2 separate regions of the Mus musculus genome follow, and region 2 is linked to region 1. The links are chromatin contacts, found by Hi-C in ENCODE. All regions are on one chromosome and are shown on one strand. Each heading gives the region's core, a stretch centred on a gene start or an enhancer-like site at or near the end of the contact. The rest is flanking DNA. Distances are from core to core; before and after follow the strand shown. Region 1 holds the start of Sdr39u1 (short chain dehydrogenase/reductase family 39U, member 1). Region 2 holds the start of Ltb4r2 (leukotriene B4 receptor 2).

Region 1 (4,513 bases), core at 1,431-3,930:
GAGAAGTTTAGCTGAAAAGAAAAGACTCACCCTGCCTGTGGGCGGCACCATCCCATACGCTAAAGTCTCAGACTGACCAGAAGGGAGAGAGCTGCACACTCACATTCATCGCTCTGTCTCCTAACTAGACACCTCCAACTCTGGTCACCGTGCCTTTCATGCCATGATGAATGGTAGCTTGTCTATACAAACAAATCAAGATGGGAGGACACCACCTGGAGGCAGGCACAGGATGAAAACCGAATTGAATATGGAGAATAACCAAATTATCAAAAAGGGAGTTATTCTAGGGGTCCTTCAAATGAAGAATGGATAAAGAAAATGTGGTACATCTACACAATGAATACTATTCAGCTATGAGAAATGAAGACATCATGAATTTTGCAGGCAAATGGATGGATCTTGAGACTATCATTCTGAGGGAGGTAACCTAGTCCCAAAGGGACATGGGTGGTATGTATGCACTTATAGGTAGATACTAGCCATAAAATACAGGATGCCCATGCTACACCCCACAGACCCAAGGAGGCTGGGCAGGAGGGAGGGCACAAGCAAGGATGCTTGAGTCTCATTTGGAAGGGGGATTGGAATGGTCATGGAAGTCAGATGGAGCGAGGGAACTTGGTGGGAGAGGGAATGGGGAGGAGAGGGAAATTCAGGATTGGGTTGGGGAGGGGCAGGGGAGATGGCCCGATGACCATGAGAATGAACGGAAATCTGCAACTAATCGGGGGAACGTAGTGGCCATCTTCAGGAAGAAACAGAAACCTGGGATAAGGGAGGTGCCCAAGAATGAATAGGGGCATCCTGAACACTGGGGATATGGAGCCTGGAGAGGCTGCCTGCTATGGCCAGGCAGGAACTCTGGTGGAGCAATAAGGACACCAACCCACCCACAAAACTTTTGACCCAAAATTTACCCTGTCTACAAGAAATGTAGAGGGCTGGTGAGATGGCTCAGTGGGTAAGAGCACCCGACTGCTCTTCCGAAGGTCCAGAGTTCAAATCCCAGCAACCACATGGTGGCTCACAACCATCCGTAACAAGATCTGACTCCCTCTTCTGGAGTGTTTGAAGACAGCTACAGTGTACTTACATATAATAAATAAATAAATCTTTAAAAAAAAAAAAAAAAAAAAAAAGAAATGTAGAGATTGGGGATGGAGCAGAGATTGAGAGAACAGCCAATCAGTAACTGGCCCAACTTGAGACACATACCATGGGCAAGCACCAATCCCTGACACTATTGATACTCTGTTATGCTTGCAGACAGGAGTCTAGCATGGCTGTCCTCTGAGAGTCTCCACCCAGCAGATGACTCAGACAGATAAAGACACCCACAGCCAAACAGTAGATGGAGCTGGGGACTCTTATGGAAGAATGTGAGGAAGAATTGCAGCCCCTAAGGGGATAGCAACTTCACAGGAAGACCAATCGAATCAACTAACCTGGACCTTTGGGGCTCTCAGAGACTTAACTACCACCAAAGAACATACATGGGCTGGACCTAGTCCTCCCTGCACATAGGTAGCAGATGTACAGCTTGGTCTTCCTGTGGGTCCCACATAACTGGAGTGGGGGCTATCCCAAAGGCTGTTGCCTGTGTGTGGGATATGTTTTTCTAGCTTGGCAGCCTTGTCTGGCCTCAGTGGGAAAGGATATGCACCAGACACCAAACTTGGTTCTTAAAGTCCCAGAAGACAGTGTGGTTTCTACTCAAGGCAAAAATGCAGCGTTTCTTGTTTGGTTTCAGACCAGGATTATGCCCAGGGACTGAGGCAAATATTTTACATTTTTACATGTTTACAAAGCAGACATGGCCTCCAGATTCTCCCATCATCCCTCAGACCCTACCTGGCATACCTTGCCTCCAACCTTGAAGTTTCCAGACCAGGGGCCTGGCTGCCCTTCCTCAAGAGGCTCTTCCCTATAAAATTCAGACATTTTGTGCTCTCTCCCTACCCCCTCCCCCATCTCTCCTTCTCCCACCCCGTGTCTCTCTCTGCTCGGTCGCCCTTTCTCTCTTTCTCCTCTCCCCCACTCCTCTCCATGGTGAGTCCCCTGGCCTTAATCCTTGGGGCCAGTTAACTCCCAATAAACCTGCCTTTAATGTAAACTAGTCTGGCTTGAATCGGCTCATTTCACCAGCGGTAGAGAAATGCCTATCATTTCTAAAAGGAAGGGAGAAAGAACAGTAATTTTGGCTGGGCGATCAATCAAAATGATCTACAACTGGGCATTAGACTTGGTGAACTATGTGTTCCTGGAGGGCCCTGAAACGGATGAACTGGGAAGCAGGGCACGGGTGGGATGCACGCTTGTGAGAGCCTTAGCTGCGGAAGCAAGGACAAGAGTGCGCACATGAACTGGAGAAGAAACTCTGACACCCTCGAGTCCTGACAGAAGGAGGCAGAACAGTGAGAAAAGATGAAGAAGAATTCCACAGTGCCCGCCCCCTCCCCACGCCCAGCGCTTCGCGGTCTAGAGTTGTTCTTTAGGAGCGGATCCTTTCTGCACTTCGTCCTCCATCTCTTTTGCGTCATCCACCCCTCTTCCCAGAGAAATTTATGGTCCTTCGCTATTACTATAACTCCTTCCGGGTCGGGGGAGGGTGGGGCACACCTAGTACTGAGATTCGCGTGAGGTGAGGCTCGTAGTCGCGTCCGGTGTTTAAATCTCGCGCAGGCGTGCTAGCTCCCTGTCGCTATGCGGGTGCTTGTAGGTGAGGGAGGGCAGAGTGGCGGGCCGGCTTAGGCTGTAGCCGAGAGCTGAGAAAACAGGCCCACAGGGTGCAGTCTCCTAAGCAGGCAACCTAGCCTTGGTTTCCCAGCCCCAAAAGCTGAATCTGTGCGACCCTGTGACTTTTGTCACCTCTGCATCGCGGGGTGGGTTGGAGAGGCCTGATGTCAGATGGGGACCGCACCCAAAGGGGCCGCCAGCAGATGACCTACCGCCACCCCGCTGAGTAAACAGTTTGTGCTCCCCCATCAGGTGGCGGGACGGGATTCATTGGGACAGCCGTAACCCAGCTGCTGAGAGGCAGGGGCCACGAAGTTAAATTGGTCTCCAGACAGCCTGGCCCGGGTCGAATCACGTGGGTAGGTCGAGCTTCTGGAAGGTGGGTGGGAGGGCAATTTGCGCGGGAAGGACAGTACCAGCCGGCACTGTACTTTCTCCCACAGAGTGAACTCAGTGAGTCGGGGCTGCCCCTCTGCGATGTTGTCATCAACCTGGCTGGAGAGAATATCCTCAACCCTCTGCGAAGGTCAACAGGGCCATAAAGCAGTTATCACCTGTACAGGGGGGAGAGAGGGTCGATGCCTGTGACCCGTGCATGGTAGACATAAACTTGTGCAAGTGTCCCCTTAAGCCTTTGGAGCCTGTTATATATCAGCGTCTACTAAAGCCCAGTGTTGTGGATAAAGAGATATAGCCCATGCCTATTGGGGGCCGGGGGAGAGAGTCCTATCTTCTTAGCCACCCCGAGCTATGCATTAAGACAGGCTTAGGACAACAGACTTACTGGGAGGGGAGCCGGATGAGTGGGGAGGATATGGTCTAGGTGCATGTCTGCACTTTTGACCTTTTCTTTCATTTTCTCTGCAGATGGAATGAAACCTTCCAAAAAGAGGTTCTTACGAGCCGCTTGGATACTACCCACTTGCTAGCCAAAGCCATCACCGAAACTGCGCACCCACCTCAGGCTTGGATTCTAGTCACAGGTGTAGGTACGCTCCCAAATCACCAGCCTCTTACATTAACGGAGCCAGGGAGAACAGAGCAAGCAGTTGAGGCACTTGGGGCTTGCACCCGAATCACAGGTCCTTCCCAGGGTCACTGCCTAGGCCTCCAGCCTTGCAGGTTCTTCCTGACCCAGATCTGTACTGTCACAGTCTGGTCTTTATGGGTGTGGAAAGGCAGAATGGGGGTGTGGGGTACTTGGCTAGAGAGCCTTTATTGGGAGCCCTCAGAGAAAGAGGTGTGGTACGGGTCCTAGTGCGCACAGAAGGCATCTCCCCACTCCCACACCCCTTGCTTTTTTGCACTGCAGTTCTTTATGAAGAGCTCCCTTTGTTGTGTCTCCTTTGAGACCACACAATTGCAAACAATTAAAATGAGTAGTAGCCACCATACTATTATATACATATTATTTAATCCTTACAACTTTATGAGGTAGGTACAGTTACTCCCATACTGAGGATGCAGATTTTTTTCATACGGAGAAGTAACTTGCCAAAAAAAAAAAAAGTCACAGATGTCAAGAATGGTCCAGTTCAAGCAGCTTAGCACCTACGTTTCTGTCCCTACCCACTACAAGCTAGCGGCCTCTGGACACAGCCTGACAGCCAAAAGCTAGATGTTCAGGCATGGACACACAGAGAAGCTCAAGGGGGAAACAGTTATGGTTCTTTCTTCTCCTGTGGAAACCCAAAGGGCAGAGGAGACTGAGGCTAAGGAGCCTTGCACTACAAAGGGCCCAGCAGGCCAGGGACCGCCAGAGCAAACAAACGCT
Region 2 (4,513 bases), core at 668-3,167, 140 kb after region 1:
GACCTGTCTTGGTAGAGCTTGAGAGAGCTTCAGTACACTCCAGGAGCACACTTAAGCCATCAGCGAATGGCTTCCCAGGGTATTTCACAAGAATAGCTACTGGCAACGTGTAAATAGTGTTGGTACACGGATCCAGGCTGTACTGTAAGCACAAATTTTGAACATAGGCCACAGTCACCCTCACAATGCCATGGTTTGGAGGAATCAGGTTCAGATAGAGAAATCCTTATTCAGCCAAACTCAAACTGCAATCAGAGAAGGGTCCTCAAGTACTCCAGAGCTCTGGGAACACAATGAAAAGTGGTAGGGGAGCCCCAAGGTGGGGTTTAGGGTCTTGTCTACCATTCTTGACTGTCTTTCTCCGTCTTGCCCCCATCTCCGCCTCCAGGGTCTCCATTGCCCCTGCCCTGCCCCATTACTTTCAGCTTAGGAGTAGTTCGGAGTTCCATGGTACCCTCCCTAGAGCGGCTGCCCCCTCGGGCCTCCCCAGAGCCCTCGAAGAGTCGAGTAAGGAACCGAGGCCCGGCCCGCGGCAGCAAATCCCCCGCAGTGAAGACATAGAGCACTGGGTTGACGCTGGAACTGAAGAAAGCCAAGGCTGTAGTTCCAGCGCGCGCCGCCTGGCCCGCCCCGCCGAGCCTGGCCAGGGGTCCTTCCGGCGGAGCGAGCGCGGCCACCGCCTGTAGGAGATTGACCGCGTGGTAGGGAGCCCAGAGCAAGCCAAAGGCCAGCACGATGGCGCTCACCAGACGACCCACCCGTGTGCCTTGTCGCCCCGAGCCCCAGCGCGCTCCTCGCAACCGCGCCAGCGTCACGCCATAGCAGCCGAGCACGGTCCCAAAAGGCAAGACGAAGGCAGTCAGGGTCTCCAGGCTCAGATGAGCAGCTGCGTGCACTGGCGATGGGTGGCACAGCTGACACACGCGCCCGCCCCAGAGGTGGCGGTAGACCGCGGCCGGGACGGCGAGCACCAGGGCGGCCAGCCAGACCCCCAGCAGCAAGCGGCGGGCCAGGGCCGGGCTGCGCAGTCGGGGAGCCAGGAAGGGCCGAGTGACAGCCAGGCAGCGCTGCAGGCTGAGCAGGCCGGTGAGCAGCACGCTGGCGTACATGCTGAGCGCGCACACGTAGTACACCGCCTTGCAGCCCACCTGGCCCAAGGGCCAAGCCTCTTGGCTGAGGAAAGCCACAAAGAGCGGCGTGAGCAGCAGCACCGCGCCGTCGGCCAGGGCCAGGTGCAGCACAAGTGTGGCCGCCAGTGGCCGGCCCGCCGTGGGCCGCCAGCCCGCTAAGCTCCATACTACGAAGCCATTGCCTGGCAGTCCCAGCAACGCCGCCAGCAGTAGAAAGGCAGTGCCGGTGGCCCGCGAGCCCTTCCAGCTCAGTAGTGTCTCATTCCCAGGCGGACGGTAGCAGACAGACATCCTTCTAGGGGGAGAGCTGCAAGAATCCAGGGAAGGGGACATTCAGGATTGGGGCAAAAGCCCACACGACCTCTGATGCTAGATGAGAAGGAGCGTGCCTCCCCCAAGTTCTCGTCACCTTGCCTCTCTTCTCTCCAAGAAACCAATTCAAACAGCTCCTTAGAACCTGTGGCTTCTGTCCTCAGTCAAACCTTCCCACCTTGGTATGTTCCCAGAGGTCGCTGGTACCAAGGCACTGGTGTTCCCCAGTTCCGTTGTAGACAGTCACTGTCTCCACTTCTGGCCTTCTGCATACCTGCCTCTGTATCTAATCTCAGTCTTTGTATCTCAGGGCTAAGGTGGCTGTAAGGAGTAAAGGAGAATGGGCAGATCTACTTACCCGCTGGGAGAGAACAGCATTGGGGGGCGCAGAGAGATTTAGGAAGGTGACAGGTGAAGCCAGCTGCTGTGGATGAGGTGCCTAATCCTGCCCCGTGCCTGTCACATTTGCGGAGAGGATGAGTCAAGAATGGAGAGGGACAAGATGGTGCTCACCCTGGGCCCTCCTTCATCCTACTCCTTCCCATCACTGACAGGCCCAGGCATGTGGAGGCCAGCCTCCCCAGGAAGCAGGATAAGGCTGAGGTGCAGAGAAGGCTCAGCCTGCGGAGAAGAGCAGTTGTACCTGCTAACGACTGCTCCCACATCTCCCCACCTCTGGCCCCAGTCCTTTCAGCCCACCTCCTGCAATGTTTATGTTCTATCTAGCCTCCATGGCTTGCAGGCAACAGAGAAGTAACCCAAACAAGGCGCTCTCCCAGCTGCTCTCCTTTTGCTTGTTTCAACCTTCCGTTCCTGCGGAGTGTCCTCTTCTGCTTCAGTTTCTTTGGGGGCCTGTCAGAGCCCCTCCACCCTACAGCTATTACTCAGTTGCCGGTGACATTTCAGTGTAATACATGATGCTCAGGCCTAAGGCTATGCATTTGGGTAATAAGAGCTTACAACCTGGTTTAGGGGTGGAGATCATAACACTGGGGAGGGACGGAACATATTAAGATCAGGAAGAAAAAAAAAAAAAGATCAGGAAGAAGGCTGAAGAAATGGCTCAGTGGCTAAGAACATTTGCTGCTCAGCCAGAGGACCTGGGTTTGTTTTCCAGCACCGTGTTAGGCAGCTCATAACTATTTGGAATTCTAGCTCAATAGATTCTAACACTGACTCTGACCTCCACCTCTCTCTCTCTCTCTCTCTCTCTCTCTGTGTGTGTGTGTGTGTGTGTGTGTGTGTGTGTGTGTGTGTGTGTGTCACACACACCAGGAAGAGGAGAACAATCCAATGCATTGCTCCCCATGACTAGCCATCAGGACCCTGAGGTATACAGAATACCTAAGGCAGAATAAAACTAGGGCATGCCCATTGAGGGAGGATTGCCCTAGAGGTGTTATACCCCTATAATTTGCCCTTGATTGGTGCCTGAAGTGGCCCTGGCTGGGGCTCCAGCTGGCATGAGAAATGAAGCTGGCTAGGTCACAAAGCTGTCCAGGCACTTTGTGTTTCTCAGGTGTAAAGGGCTGCAATATATGTGCCGCCACTAGATGGTGCTAAACCTCTTTGTGCGCAGCTGCGAGAACACAGCCAGCCAAAGCCACCAGTCCGTCTCCGGGGCTTTTGCCCAACCCCTGGGGGCTTTAACCTATCCCCAGGGTGCATGAGGATCATGGGTGTTGCTACCAGTCCTAGTTTAGACACGTCACCAAAAGTATTTAAGCCACACACTTTCTGAGCCTTCTTTGTCTACCTCACTATGTTTAAGAAGTAAAAGTTAACCGTGGAAGAACCTGGTGTGTCCTGTGTTTATTTCCCGCGGGACGGGGATAAGCTCGGGATACTCAGGACTCAAGAAGCTAGGGAACTAGGAGAGCCTTGGAGGCTCCCAGTCAGGAGAACAGGGACTGTGCTCAGTTAAGGGGTTTACTAACAGTAAATCTCAGTTTCTGTGCAATTATCCATCGTGGCTACAGTTAACATCAGACATGAAACCTTGGCCATCACAACTAAAATTCTTAGACTGAGGAGAGGCTCAGTCCTTGCTATACAAGTGTGAGGACCTGTATTCGGCACCCAGAAACCATCTTAAAGGGGTACATGGGTTGTAATCCTGGTGTTGGCAGATGGAAACAAGTGGGTTTCTAGGGCTCACTGGCCAATGATCCTAACCAGCACAGCAATTTCCAGGCCTATTGAAGACCTTGTCTAAAAGAAAGAAAGAAAGAAAGAAAGAAAGAAAGAAAGAAAGAAAGAAAGAAAGAAAGAAAGAAAGAAAGAAAGAAAGAAAGAAAGGAAGGGAGAGAGAGAGAGAGAGAGAGAGAGAGAAGGGAGGGAGGGAGGGAGGAAGGAAGGAAGGAAGGAGGAAGGAAGGAAGAAAGAAAGAAAGAAAGAAAGAGAGAGAGAGAGAAGGGAGGGAGGGAGGGAGGAAGGAAGGAAGGAGGAAGGAAGGAAGGAAGGAAGGAAGGAAGAAAGAAAGAAAGAAAGAAAGAAAGAAAGAAAGAAAGAAAGAAAGAAAGAAAGAGAGAGAGAAAGGAAGGAAGGAAGAAAAGAAAAAGAAAGATAAAAAGAAAATAAAGAAAAAGTTGTTACCCGAGGAACAATATCCAAGTCCTCCAGCTTCCATATGCATGTGTTCTCTCTCTCTCTGTCTCTCTCTCTGTGCTAAAGGCTAAAGTCCTGACACTCCTCTGATTAGTGTAGTGGGGATCATAGCTGGAGATACATTTTGGGGGTGAGGGGTGGTCTTTTGAGACAGGGTTTCTCTGTGCAGTCCTGACTGTCCTGGAACTCACTCTGTAGGACAGGCTGGCCTCGAACTCAAGAGATCCACCCATCTCTGCCTCCCAAGTGCTGGGATTAAAGGTGTGCGCCACCACTGCCCTGCTGGAGATACATTTTTAATTAGCAAACCAAAAAAGATGAGAGTAGTGTTGGCTCATAGACACTGAAGCAGGCATTTCAAGAGAATAAAGCCAGAAAGAAAAAATGTTTAGCCAATCCTTCTCCAACCAAAGAGCGGATACGCAGGAAGGCCAGGGTTCCAGAAAGGATCCTGGTGATGCTGG

The links. A loop is a pair of places that touch in the nucleus more often than their neighbours do.
Region 2: a map of left cerebral cortex shows a loop between it and region 1 (2.9-fold over the local background). The contact joins the promoter of Ltb4r2 here to the promoter of Sdr39u1 in region 1. A Hi-C loop is called at or near these places in 6 of 37 maps with a recorded cell type or tissue (heart and left cerebral cortex).

The regions. Positions count from the first base shown.
Region 1 is chr14:55,898,399-55,902,911 of GRCm38, reverse strand. It overlaps Sdr39u1 (short chain dehydrogenase/reductase family 39U, member 1), which reads left to right and starts at 2,680. Exons shown (of 6, transcript NM_001082975.1): 1 at 2,680-2,722; 2 at 2,992-3,098; 3 at 3,183-3,265; 4 at 3,607-3,728. The coding sequence starts at 2,707. It overlaps Khnyn (KH and NYN domain containing), which reads right to left. Exons shown (of 8, transcript NM_027143.3): 8 at 4,132-4,513.
Region 2 is chr14:55,758,832-55,763,344 of GRCm38, reverse strand. It overlaps Ltb4r2 (leukotriene B4 receptor 2), which reads right to left and starts at 1,917. Exons shown (of 2, transcript NM_020490.2): 1 at 1,801-1,917; 2 at 116-1,437. The coding sequence starts at 1,421. The coding sequence ends at 339.